2 separate regions of the Homo sapiens genome follow, and region 1 is linked to region 2. The links are chromatin contacts, found by Hi-C or POLR2A ChIA-PET in ENCODE. All regions are on one chromosome and are shown on one strand. Each heading gives the region's core, a stretch centred on a gene start or an enhancer-like site at or near the end of the contact. The rest is flanking DNA. Distances are from core to core; before and after follow the strand shown. Region 1 holds the start of FKBP5 (FKBP prolyl isomerase 5). Region 2 holds the start of BRPF3-AS1 (BRPF3 antisense RNA 1).

The links. A loop is a pair of places that touch in the nucleus more often than their neighbours do. ChIA-PET counts read pairs that join two places held with the same protein, here RNA polymerase II (POLR2A). Pooled maps may share reads with other maps.
Region 1: a map of ascending aorta shows a loop between it and region 2 (5-fold over the local background). The contact joins the promoter of FKBP5 here to the promoter of BRPF3-AS1 in region 2. A Hi-C loop is called at or near these places in 1 of 168 maps with a recorded cell type or tissue (ascending aorta) and 13 of 50 pooled maps. POLR2A ChIA-PET finds 5 or more read pairs at or near these places in 1 of 52 experiments (MCF 10A).

What each region holds. Positions count from the first base shown.
Region 1 is chr6:35,683,456-35,690,408 of GRCh38, reverse strand. It overlaps FKBP5 (FKBP prolyl isomerase 5), which reads left to right and starts at 1,494. Exons shown (of 11, transcript NM_004117.4): 1 at 1,494-1,605. RefSeq lists silencers at 1,265-2,114, 6,951-6,953 and enhancers at 2,375-2,464, 2,485-2,554.
Region 2 is chr6:36,192,986-36,200,024 of GRCh38, reverse strand. BRPF3-AS1 (BRPF3 antisense RNA 1) reads left to right here and starts at 2,822. Exons shown (of 3, transcript NR_187147.1): 1 at 2,822-3,988. It overlaps BRPF3 (bromodomain and PHD finger containing 3), which reads right to left and starts at 3,281. Exons shown (of 13, transcript NM_015695.3): 1 at 3,055-3,281. RefSeq lists an enhancer at 2,527-2,576 and a silencer at 2,927-3,666.

The DNA of each region.
Region 1 (6,953 bases), core at 245-2,744, 510 kb after region 2:
ACTGCAACCTCTGTTCAAGCAATTCTCCTGCCTCAGCCTCCTGAATAGCTGGGATTACAGGCATGCGCCACCATGCCCGGCTAATTTTTTAAAATTATTTTTAGTAGAGACGGGGTTTCTCCATGTTGGTCAGGCTCGTCTCGAACTCCCGACCTCAGGTGATCCGCCCATCTCGGCCTCCCAAAGTGCTGGGATTACAGGCGTAAGCCACCGCGCCCGGCGCCCAGGCATCATCTCTTGAAGGCAGCATGGCGATTTCTGGACGAGGCTCTTCATAAATGTTTGAATGCAGTATAGTGCAAAGAGAGCAGGTTTGGAGCCAGGAGACATGAGTTCTAATCTGGCTATGGGATATTAGGTTTCCATAGGTAACTATTAGGTCCCACGTGTAACTAGCTATGGGACATCAGGTTTCTGTTTCCTTAAAAATGAGAGAGTTGATTAGAGATTCCCTAAGGCCCAGGTGCAGCTCCTGCATCTCTATGGGAGTAACTCAGAGGTAGCCATCTGGTTGGCAGTCTACCTTTCGGAGTTGGCGGAAGAACTCAGCCGTTTTGTTTTTGTTTTTGTTTTGAGATGGAGTCTTGCTCTGTCACCAGGCTGGAGTGCAGTGGCGTGATCTCGACTCACTACAACCTCTGCCTCCCAGGTTCAAGCGATTCTCCTACCTCAGCCTCCCGAGTAGCTGGGACGGCGCGCGCCACCAAGCCCAGCTAATTTTTGTATTTTTAGTAGAGACGGGGTTTCACCATGTTGGCTAGGATGGTCTCGATCTCTTGACCTCGTGGTCCGCCCACCTCGGCCTTCCAAAGTGCTGGGATTACAGGCGTGAGCCACCCCACCTGGCCGAACTCAGCCGTAAGGCCTCTTCCTGTTTTAATCTCCTGGGATCTCCTGCTTGAAAGGTAGCAAGCCAAGAGAAAGTATGGTCTTTACAGTCACTGGGTGTCCAGAGGGAGGTGATATCTGCTAAATTGGTTCTCGAGGTGGGATTTCCCCAGTCCCGACTGGGCATCTTAGACTTAATGGGGTTGCTTCCTAGGGCTAACCTGGCCAGCTGACCTAACAAACAGCCTGGCCTGCCCCTCTCCGGCCTCTAGGTAGGCCCTGTGGACAGATAGGAGGGGCAGTGCCTTCAGAGAGACGATACAGATGGGAAGTCAACTAGCTTGCTTAGGCATTAATTTCTCGGGAGGTAAGAGATGTGAGGGGGTGTCAGTTTCCACCATCCCTTCTCTATGGCCCCCACAAAGGGCAAGGGCCAGACACGTGGGCTGGCGTGGGGAGGTGGAGGAGCAAATGATGGGGGCGGGGCCTCATTTGCATGGACGGCGCGCGGCCACCAATCCGGACAGGCGGATCGACAGCCCGCGCGCCTTTTGGGGGCGGACTGACAGCCCCGGGGCCCTATGGAAGGCGGGTCCTGCGGCCGGCTGGGGCGGGACGGCGCCGGGCGCTGCCCCGGGGATTCGGGCCGGCTCGCGGGCGCTGCCAGTCTCGGGCGGCGGTGTCCGGCGCGCGGGCGGCCTGCTGGGCGGGCTGAAGGGTTAGCGGAGCACGGGCAAGGCGGAGAGTGACGGAGTCGGCGAGCCCCCGCGGCGACAGGTACCGGCGCCATGGCCACGGAGATGGGGCGGCCGGCCGCGGCGCCCCGGGAGCCGAACGCCCTCCTTCCAGGTCCCGCCGCGGTCGCACTCGCTGCCTCAGCTCCCACCCCCACGCGGCTTCGCAGCCCAGGAGCCGCGTGTCGCGGGGGAGCGGGGTCCGGAAGCCTCGAGGGGAGCGCGCGGGAGGCCTCGGCCCCACTGCGGCGCCCCTCGCCGCGCCCCAGGGGCCGCGGGGCCGGTGCTCCCCGCGGGAGGCGCGGAGACTAGTGACCGCGGGCGCCGCTCTCCGCCCCCGCCGGCCTCTCCCGGCAGAGGCGAGGCGGGTCGCGCCCGCCCGTCCTCACTGGGCTTTTGTTTCCCGCCCGGGATGACAGGTCCCGCTCCGCCTCCGGTCTCTGGCCCCCGGCTCTCCCCGGACAGGCGGCCGGACCCTCAGCCGGCACCGCTGCGGGCGGGAGCCAAACTTCGCTTTCGGGTCCGGGCGCCGGGACAACCGGACCCCAGGGCGAGCCGAGCGCCGGGACGCCGCGGGCGCGGGGCGGATTCGCCCACCTGGCGGGGCTGTGAAGGGGATGGTGGCGGGGTGGCCGCGCTCCGGGTGTGGACGGGCGGTCCCCGCCTTCACCTGCCGCCTCGGGACAAGCGTTGGGGAACCGCATCGCCGCTGTCGGCCGCTTGTGGAGGAGTCCGCGCAGCGCCGTCTAACAGGTGATCCGCGTCACTCCCAGGCCATACCGAAGCGGCTGAACGCTGTGCCAGGGCTCCTTATGCTCTTCTGTTCTGGGACGTGAAAACGTCTTCCGCCTTATTGGTCGTCCAAAAAGGTGCACCGGTCACAGTATAAGAGTCAAAAACCAGTATTACCAAAAAGACACTACGAGCGTCAGGGTGCAGAGTGGCTTTCTTCGATTAACGAACCGGCAGGACCATCGTAGTCTCTAAAATCGGGTTCTGCAGTGGTGGCGAAAGCGTAGTAAGTTTCAAGTTGTAAGCGGAGATGCAGAATTGTAGATACCCTTCAGTGTGGTTCAGGACAGTGTGTTCAGCGTTTGGCCGCCGTTCAGTAAATTCTGCATGAAGCAGTTTGAGCTCGTGGTTTTGGATTTACTTTTCAGGAGTATGTTTTCCAGTGGAATAAGGCTTACTACTGAATGGGAGCTTTCTTTGCCTCTCTGAGTGTAGACAGGAGTGTTTATTTTCATTGTCTTCCCATTTTGTTAGATTGTGGACAAGGGAAAAGTTAAAGCATATTTTGGTTAAGTATTTTTAATAGTCTGGGATTCTATCCACCTCCTCCATAAGGGTTTTTACTTTAGAGAATTATAAAGTAATTCTCTAAAGGGAGCTGCTTCTCTTGGTGTTTGAATCAAAAGCCAAGAATCGACTTGAAAAAAATTCTTATTCTGGTGGGAAATTTTTATTGTCATACTTTCACTTCACCATTTTCTGTTTGTCTCTCCCCCAGCTGACCTCTGCCTGACAGTCTGCAATTATGGCCCTGACCAATTTAGAGATTCTATACAAATGACATTTTTAAAACGAGGGTTATTAATACTCATTATTTGTGAGAAACACTTTATTTAGTTACCCAGTTTTTTTCTTCTAATGTGTCTTGGTTGATATCTGTATTAGGTAAGATTTATACTTCGGAGATTAAGTTTAAGTTAAGAACAAAGTTGCTAATCTTGATTTAATTATGCTAGTTTATTATTCATTGAATGGTCATTTTACTTATTTGCCTAGGTAATTACAGTTAGCTAATAGCTGATAAGAGTTCGCCATTGAACCATCAACTCTTCAACCAATAATTGTGACTATTTTAGATTAAAAAGAATATAGTGGTCTTTATTGTTTTATTTCTCCATAACAAGCTATGAGGTCTTTGTATGTTTCTGAGTCTTTAATTCTTTTAGTTATGGGAATTTTGGGTGAATTTCTTTTTTAAAACATATTTTTAATCAGTTCAAATGAAAAACTTAAAATATTGCATTAGGCAACTTATTAAATCTTTAGTTATCTGTTTATTCTTGGAAAATAATGCATATTTTGGGTTCAGTTTAGTTTCCTAAAGGCTTCTCTGCTTAGGATGAATTAGTCTGGAGAGGAAAGAACATCCTGTTTGTATACCTGTAGAAGAAGTTACTGCTGTTAAAAGCTAAGTTGGCTTTTTGATGTTTAGTGTGGATAGGTTGAACAATAATTCATCCTCACGTTCGGAGGGCTTATTCTATGTAAATAGTTGAAAGGAACTGGATAAGACTGTAGCTTCCATTATTTTTTATCATTTATATAATTGCTCTTTAGTGTACTTAAATATATAAAATACTATTAATAATTAGTTGTTTATTGTCCTTATTCTGTGATGATGTATGTATATAAACCACATACAATAAAGTTGCATTTCATAAATTTATTTACATATGTGTATTTTAGTATTTTAACTATAAAAGTTAAAGTTTTATTAACTTTAGGTTTAATTAAAAGCCCATTTTAAAATTTAGTTTTTAGATATTTTAATTACTGATTTTTCTCTACTTTAACTTGTAATAGATGATATCATAAAATTATCAACTACAATTTCAGTTTCAAAAATTAAGCATAAGTTGAATTCTCAAATCCACACAATAAACATTGGGAGTGTTTTTAAAGCCATTTACCCTCAGGTATAACTCCTTTTGAGTTTGGAGGTGATAGTAAGTATTTTTAAATAAATGAAGCTACAGAAAACAAGGGCTTACATTAAAACAACTAATTTTGAGGCTAGATCAAATGCCACTATTATAGACATTAGTTTTGCTTTTTTTTTTTTTTTTTTTTTTGAGATGGCGTTTTGCTCTTGTTGCCCAGGCTGGAGTGCAAGGGCGCAGTCTCGGCTCATTGCAACCTCTGCCTCCCGGGTTCAAGCGATTCTCCTGCCTCAGCCTCCTGAGTAGCTGACACTACAGGCCTGCGCCACCATGTCCGGCTAATTTTTGTATTTTTAGTAGAGACGGGGTTTTGCCATGTTGGCCAGGCTGGTCTCGAACTCCTGACCTCAGGTGATCCACCCGCCTCAGCCTCCCAAAGTGCTGGTATTACAGGCGTGAGCCATCGCGCCTAGCCTAGTATTGCTTTATTTAACAGTAATATGCTTGCTGTACCCGGCATGAAGAATTCCTCTAAAGACCATTAATTAAAATAAGTTTTCATAATTCCTAAAGAATAATCTATATTATACATATTGGCACACTAAATTTTGTAATTCATGTTTAACAAATATCTGCATTTTATAATTCTGAAACTATTTGAACTTTACAACTTAGCTGATTAGTAGATTTTGTTTTTTAAGTATTTTATATTTCTAAATTTTTCTGCAGTACATTTTAGTGCATTTTAAAATTCTGACATCATATCCCCAAAAGTATAAAGAAAATTAAATCTACATTCAGTAGCGACTGGGTGGTGGTGGTATGTATGTCACATAACTATTGATTTAAAACAATAACCACTTAAGTGTAATTTAATTTGCAAATGAGATGTTTATTTACTATGTAAAAGACAGTACTGCCAAATGAGACTGGCTAAAATAATTTACAGTGGGGCCATATGTACTAGCAGGTTACTAACAGATTAATAAGGATATTTTAACAATATTTAGAACACTAAAATTCCACTACTCAAAATAATTTGTACTTCTTATAGTAGTTTGAGAACCTACATTTTATGCTTAATTTAGTATTTACTTCTAGTCTTTTTTTTTTTGAGTCGGGGTCTTGCTTTATTGCCCAGGCTGGAGTGCTGTGGTGTCATCATGGCTCACTGCAGACTTCCCAGGCTCAAGAGATCCTCCTGCCCAACCACCTGGTCTCAAGTGATCCTCCCACCTCAGCCTCCCAAGTAGCTGGGGTTACAGGCACACACCACCACACCTGGCTAATTTTTAAAACTTTTAATTTTTAGTAGAGATAAGGTCTCACTATGTTGCCCAGGCTGGTGTCCAACTCCTGAGCTCAAGTGATCCTCCTGCTTTGGCCTCCCAAAGTGCTGGGATTATAAGTGCGAGCCACAGTGCCAGGCCGACTTATAGCCTCTTGGAAAACATTTGGTTAATGAAAGTGAAGGTCCACCAGAGGGAGTGTGGGGTCTATATATTTGTTGTATTTGTTTTTTACCCTTGGTCTGGAATCAAAACATTTAAAAAATAAGAATAAGATTTTATTTTAGTTCTCTAAAACAATCAGTCAAAAGATATTGAAAATTGTGATTGTAGTTGTTTGGAGTTGCTGTCATTTTTGTTATCAAAATCAAGGCTTAATCAAGGCTGTTTTTCTTCTTAGAAAAAGGTGGCGAGGTGCAGTGACTCACGCCTGTAATGCCAGCACTTTGGGAGGCCAAGGCACGTGGATTGCTTGAGCCCAGGAATTTGAGACCAGCCTGGGAAACATGGTGAAACCTCCTCTCTACAAAAGTACAAAAGTTAGCCAGGTGTGGTGGAGTACACCTGTAGTCCCAGCTACTTGGGAGGCTGAGGTGGGAGGATCACTTGAGCCTGGGAGGTTGAGGCTGCAGTGAGCGGTGATTAAGCCATTGTACTCCAGCCTGGACAACAGAGCGAGACCCTGCCTTAAAAAAAAAAAAAAAGATACAATTACTGGAAAAATGAAAATGATGTATTTTCAAAGTGAAATAATGGGTTTTTAAGTAAACAGTCACACATCTGTGAAAGCTAAGGAATGTCCAAATTCTTTATTTTATTATTATTATTTTTTGAGACAGGGTCTTGCTCTGTTGCTCAGGCTGGAGTGCAGCGGTACAGTCTCCGCTCACTGCAACCTCCATTGGTTCAAGCGATTCTTCCTGCCTCAGCCTCCTGAGTAGCTGGGATTACAGGTACACACCACCACGCCCAGCTAATTTTTGTATTTTTGGTAGAGACGAGGTTTTGCCATGTTGGCCAGGGCCAGGCTGGTCTTAAACTCCTGATCTTAGGTGATCCGCCTGCCTCGACCTCCCAAAGTGCTGGGATTACAGGTGTGAGCCACCATGCCCAGCCTAGGAATGTCCAAATTCTGATAATGTTTTATAAGATTAAAAATATAGGCCAGGCCAGGAGGTCAGGCGTTGGAGACCAGCCTGGCCAACATGGCAAAACCCCATCTCTACTAAAAAAAAAAAAAAAAAAAAAAAAAATTAGCCAGTCATGGCAGTGCATGCCCTTAGTCCCAACTACTCAAGAGGCTGAGGCAAGCAAATTACTTGAACCTGGGAGGTGGAGGTTGGAATGAGCTGAGATTGCACCACTACACTCCAGCCTGGGCAACACAGTGAAACTCCATCTCAATAAAAAAAAAAGTATATATATATACC
Region 2 (7,039 bases), core at 1,573-4,072:
TTTTCCCTTTAACATTCATCATCTTATACCATGCTACATAATTTACCTACTACTATGTTTATTGTTTCCTTCCTTCCACTAGAATATAAGCTCCATGAGGGGAAGAATTTTTGTTTGTCTTGTTCACTGCTGCATCCCCAGTTCCTGGAGCAGTGCTTAGCTCCTAAGTAACCACTCAATAAGTATTAGTTGAATGAAAGAAGAAATCAAACACACATGATCCCTGCCCTCAAGGAGCCCTGTCTAACTCAAAAGACAGAAAAGTAAACAGATTATTACAGTGTAACATGGGGAAAGATCTAATGTTCTAATGATGTACATAAAGCTGGGCGACAGCTAACTATGGAAAACACATGTAGTTAACGGTTTAGAAAAGAAAACAAGAAAAGCATCCACTGTCAAGCTCTGTACGTGAACAATGGGCCCCATCAGAGGATCAAAAGTCACTAGAGTCTTCTCCCAATACCTCTTACCACGATCAGAAACCCTACTCCTTGACCCTGCCTAGAGGTGAAGGGGTGAAGGCATCTGAAATATCTATGATACATGGTCTAAGGGCTTCAAACTACAGTATGCAGGGTATTCCCTACAAAAGACACCATCCAGGACAGCAGTCCCCAGCCTTTTTGGCACCAGGGACTGGTTTCGTGGAAGACAATTTTTCCACAGATGAGGGTGGGTGGTGAACACTGTTCCACCTCAGATCATCAGGCATTAGTCAGATTCTCATAAGGAGCATGCAACCTAGATCCCTCACATGCGCAGTTCACAGTAGGGTTCGCGCTCCTATGAGAATCCAAAGCAGCCGCTGATCTGACAGGAGGCAGAGCTCAGGTGGTAATGCTCGCTTGCCCGCCACTCACCTCTTGCTGTATGGCCTGGTTCTTAACAGGCCACAGTCTGCGGCCTGGGGGTTGGGAACCCCTGATCCAGGATACACCAACTAGTACATTTCCAGGCAGAAACAAACCCTAGAAGCTCTGAGAGTGGCTCCAAGAGATCTCTGAAGTTATAGTGGCCTGTCTAGGACCTTCATTCGACCGAAGGCCAAGATGATCTGGGCAGTATCTGAGGTAAACTCTCAATGCATTCTGTTACCTCAAAAGTCTCTCCCAGAACACTCATATCTAGTCTATCCTTGTACAGCCAAGAGAAAGTCCTAGTTTCCCCCATCATTCTCTGGATGACAAGCTCATAAGGAGCTGCGGTAGGCAGTTACCAAGGCTGTCACCACCAGGAGAGACCTTTGGGGATACAGGGCCCCATGGTGTGGGCAGACTTGGAAGGATATGAACAAAGAGAAGATTTCAAAGAGAAAAACAATTCATCGCCTTGGTTGCAGGGTCTACCATCTATATAAAGTAGAGACGGTGATAATAAAAGCACTTTTTCCAAACTACAAAGCCCTCTTACTTTTAATATTTCTCACAACTACCTTAGGAGATGGTGTAGCTATTATCATCTACACAGAAGCTCAGAAAGATGTCACTCAACGTAAAGCTAGTAAGTGATAACGCTACAATTTGAACCCAGGTCTTCCGATGCTCAATTCCTCTCAGTGGGAATTAAGAACACCACAGAGGTGCTATGGTCTGGTACAAAACGAGGCTCTGGGGCAATCTAGGTTCTAATCTTGGCCCTCTGTGACCTAGAGAAAGTCCCTTAAGCTCTCTATGCCTCCATACTCCATCAGTAAAATGAGGGTAACACAATCTAGCTCTCTAGGTGCTACTTGTTAATAAGGTATTATTAACATCTTTACTTGAAAGGCCTTCCAATCCCAAAGTGTGACTGAAACAAACAAAAAACCAATTTGGCTGAGGAGCAGTGCCAGGCGGGCTGGCACACACCCCATTTGGAGCCAAAGGAAACAGAATCATCGCAGCAATTCTGTCCGGGTTCCAGAGGCCCTTGGCTACTGGATTCCTTACAAATGCCAAGTCCCTGGGGGCAGACAGGGCCAACAGACCTGCTTCATCACCCACCCCTCCAAAGGCACCGAGGCCCTAGAAGAGGTGAGAACATCTGCCTCCACACCGACCCCAAACAGCGCAGACAGGCGGTGCGGCGCCCACTTTCATGAAAGCCGCTCCATCTTCTCCTTCCCCACCTGCCACCTCCTCGGCTGCTCAAGCATCTCTCGACCATGCAAGACTCTACACAGACGTGTTTTGTCCCACCCACGCCTCCAGACACCGGGGAGAAACTCTAGAGGGGGAAGGGACTGCTGATGAGGGAAATGAAAAGAGTTTCGCCCACAAGGAGCTTACAGTCTAGACGAGTTTTTTGGCGGGAGTTTCTCAACCTACACAGCCCTTCCCACATACACACCTCCAAAATATCTCCAACAACCCCCGCCCCCCCAGATTTCCCCTCGGCACCCCCTGACCCCTCGCTCACCCACCCCATCCAGGTCCCCGAAGAATGAGGAGCTTCTGCAATTAGACTGTATCCCCTGCACCTCACACAAGATACTCAGGAGACAAGGAGGACCCCAGCCAAGGCTCCTGCTCCTTTAAGGGGGCACCTCTTCCAGAAGAATCTTGACCCCTCGGAGAAGAAAGGAGGGAAATAACATCTCCTCAGAGGGGAGGGGCGAGCGCACCAGAGACAGCCTGACGTGGAGTCCGACCCTCAGACAGAGAAAGCGAGCGCCAGCGAATGAGCGGGGCGGAGAGGCGAGAACCCATTGGCTGCGTCACCTGCCCGTCAGAGGGACCCAGGGGACCTAGGGCCGCTCAAGGGGCGGGACTCTCGTCTGGCCAGGCCAATTGGAAGGCGTGGCGGGGGCGGGGCTTAGCGGCTCGGAATCCAGGGCTGGGGGGGGAGACAAGATGGCGGCTGCGGGAGGGGGTCCTCGCTTCTCAGCTCCCCCGCTCACCCGCCTTCTCCTTCCCTGCCGCCGCCCTCGCTCCAGGAGAGAGCTTTCGCACCGCCCCCGCCCTGCTCGGAAAGCCCCCCGCTTCTCCGGTTTCCCCCCGTGCAGTCCCTGGTCCCCGAAGGCCCCGATGCCCCCGCCCCCGCTCTGTCCGGCCCCGCTGCCGCCCCCATTACCTCAGCCGCCTGCCCGGCCCCACCGTTCGGGGCCCCTGGGCGCGGGCGGGCAGGCCGCCGAGCAGGTCGGCGCGGCCCGGGAAGCGGAGCGCGGTCTTCTCCCGCGCCTGCCTCCGTGGCCTCCGCCGTGCCCCCTCCCGGCCCGCGCTGGGGCCCCGGCCCGGCCGCCGCCGCCGCTCCCGGGGGAGGAGGGGGAATGGAGCCGCCGCTGCTGCCGCTGCCGCCACGGAGCCCGGCCGAGGGGAGGGAGGGATCAGCCCCCAGGCAGGATCCGCCCCTCCGGCCTCCCCCCGCCACCTCCACCCCTTCCCTCGCTCCCTCCCTGACTCTGCGGGCTCTCCCGCTGAACAGGAGCGAGAGCGCGAAAGAGGGGGAAACGGGAAAAAAATCCCCCCGCCCGTGCCTGGCGCGGCGGCGGCCGGGGCGGTGCGGAGAGGAGCGCGGAGGCGCCGCCGCCGCCGCCACGGGGCACCATCCCCGGCTCGGCCTCACGGTGGCGGTGCGGGCGCGGCGGGGACACCGAGCAAGAGACCGGGTCTGCGCCCGCCGCGATCCCTGCGCACCACGGCCCTGCCCGCCACGGGGCGAGCCCGATAAGAGGGCTGTGGACGTTCGGGTCTAGTTGGGAGAGACAGGGGTCCCTGACTCTTGAGCGGTCAGTCATTTCCTCCCCAGTCCTTGTGGGTGACGTGGCTACGGTTTGGAGCAGCAAGCCCCCTCCCCGAACTAAAGGGCCTCTCCAAAGGTTAAGCCAGGGCAGTCATTGAGGTCAAAACCAATATGTAGTTTCTTGACTGCAGGTGCCTGCACGACTCCCAGAAAGTCGCGTCTCCCCTAACCCCCATGCCCAGGACCTGAGGACAAAGGTCTAGCGATTGTCCATCCCCTCCCCCAGTGAGGACAGCCGGGAAAGACCTGCCTTTGTTGTGTACAGGTGAGCGTCTTGTTCCGCACCACACATCTTTTAAAAAAAAAAAAAAAAAATCTGACTTTCCGTTTAAAAGGAGTAAACAAAAGTTTGACAGTCTGCTTAAGCATGCCTGGTAACTCGTCTGTCACTGTGGGCATGGGAAACACTTTAAACCTGACTTGGTTAATTTAATGCATTAGGCGGCTTTCTAAAAGATGCTTGACAAATGGCAGCATCAGACCAAACTGGCTTTTGTTTTGATCTAAAAAAACAAAAAAATAAAGAAAAGGGCTCCATTGCCACCCCCTTTTGCCTGTAAACTGGAAAGCTTACCTCATGTGACTGAAGTCTTAAGCACCAATACATAATGATGTTTATAAAGGACGTATGGATAAGCTGCCTGTAAATGTGAAGGTGAGTGACAGTTTGAAAGTGTTTCCTCTGCTGGCACTTGTGGTGTAGCTGGTGAGACTCAATTTCTTTCTTGGTTCTGATGATCAAGGACATGTATTCTAGAGTCAGAAGGATGAAGGATAAAGTCTTAGGATCCAAATTTTCTGAATGTTTAAAGTGAACATACTGCTACTTTGGAAGTATAGATGTTATACTAAGGAATTTAAATATAGAGAGTTTCAAATTCAAAAGTTTGATTAAGGAAGCTAATTTGTTTCCAAGTAAATAGCATCTTCTGGCAAAGAGATAGTACAAAAATGCTTCTGTTAACCAATTTTTTAAATGCAAGGGGGGTGGCTCGTGGAGCTAAGCAAGGGCAGGACAATGTTTTGAAAGCTGTGAAGATGAAATAGTATGAATTAATGTCAAGTGTTCTGAAGCTAGGGGGAATAATCATTTGGAGGGAAGGTGTGGAAGAAAAAGATGATTAATTGTGGAAGAGAAAGCCCCAGAGGCAAGAAAATATTGCAATTACAGTACTTGTAGTTAAGAAAAAAAAAGTCTGAAAACTAACAGAAACTATTAAAACATGAAATATAATAATCATTTATACATATGACTAGTAACTTTTATTTCTTGATGGATGTTCTCAAAATTTATTTAGCACAATTCCCATTTGCGTGATCAGGAGCTATCTTTTTCCACTAAAATGAATGAATAAATACCTTGAGAAAATGCATTGGTTTCTACTTGTAAGTCAACGATTTAAATGCTGTTGAAAAGGCCTTAAGTCAACCTAATGCATGTGATTTTTTTCAGGTTTTTCTATTCAAAGCTTTCATATTAAGACCTTATTCAACCTAAGTGTTTCTCTTCCATTTTCAACTTCTACTTTTTTAATGATATCATTACAGTTGCCCTCACTTTAATTTTTGACATTTGGAATTGGTTTCTACAAGCATAACTGCACACGTAACCAGTTCCCTGTGATGGAATCTTAAATGTAACATGGAACAATTATGTTATTAAAAACAAATTTGGAACATATATCAAAAATCTCAGAGGCACTAAATTTAATTCACTTTAATCGTTTGCTATTTTAAACGGTTTAAATTCACCACCCCTGGCCTTTCCAATAAACCATACAGCAATTAAATTCAACAAACAGAGGCATGGATCTTTGATTCCAAATAGTTGTTTTTAAGAACCTTCCAGCTGTAAGTAGAAACCAACTTATTTGGGATAGGAGAAGGTTTTACCATTTAAAACTAAAAGAAACATGAATACAAAAAAAAATCACCATTTCCCCACCTCTTTCTTTCATACTTCCCCATCATACTTTTTTTCAGCATCTCAGGATATCTTTGTTAATGCTTCACTATTGTCATTAGTTTATCAGGCCAAGAAACCTCTCAGGGGTCAGACGCAGTACCCACTGGATTAATAACGTGGATGATAAGGAAAAAAATAGGCCTTGATTGATTGTTAAATTATTTTTAATAGAATATTCCTTCCTTAGATACTTGACTAAAAGAATTCTGAAACCACAGTTGGGAGGAATGTTTGAGGTTGGAATCATTGTGATACTTTTTTTTTTTTTTTTTTTTTTTTTGAGACGGAGTCTTGCTCTGTCGCCCAGGCTGGAGTGCAGTGGCGGGATCTCGGCTCACTGCAAGCTCCGCCTCCCGGGTTCAAGCCATTCTCCTGCCTCAGCCTCCCAAGTAGCTGGGACTACAGGCGCCCGCCACTACGCCCAGCTAATTTTTTGTATTTTTAGTAGAGACGGGGTTTCACCGTTTTAGCCGGGATGGTCTCGATCTCCTGACCTCGTGATCCGCCCGCCTCGGCCTCCCAAAGTGCTGGGATTACAGGCGTGAGCCACCGCGCCCGGCCGATACTTTTACACTAATTAAAATGGTTTAAGAATGTAAAGTTTGCTTGGAAAATGGGAAAAGTTTAGCTAGGTTAACAACAGGTCTTAAATAGAGTAACATACCACACTCTCTAGATTTAATTCCATTTATGTATTTCTAAAACGTATTCATTGACCACTTAGAGTGTGTCTAATACTGCACAAGTTCTTTGGAAAATAATGACAAAATCTCAACCTAGAAAGGGACTAATGATCATAAGTATAGATAGAATATATTTTTTCTTGCCTTGAGTAGTGTGCAATCCAGAATGGTAGAAATAAGTAGAAAACACATACAAGAAAAAATAGATAAGGCAGTGAAGAGTATGGAGCCACCATTATTCAAAGAAGGCTTCTTGGAGAATGGGAGACTTCTTTAAGCCAAGTTCTAAATCATGATGGATGTGAACTGGTGAAAAGAGTGTAAAGTGACATTGGGTTGGTGACAGGACAGTCCAGGCAAAGGGAAAATATGCAGGGAATAATGCGGAAATTATCCTAGCTGGTATGTATGGGCAGATGATAAGAAAAAGATTGAATTGGGTAGGAGGTATGGCAAGGGGACAGGGATAATAAAAATAATACCTAACACTTATGTACAAGGTACTGTGCTTAGTGCTTTATATACTCCATTTATTAAAGATCTTTGTTGCAGTTAGCAGAAAACCAACTTAAGTGAGTTTAATAAAGGAAATAAACTCTCATAACCAGAAAGTCCAGGGGTGCATCTAGCTATAGACAAGATCGAGTCAAAGGACTCGAATTATGTC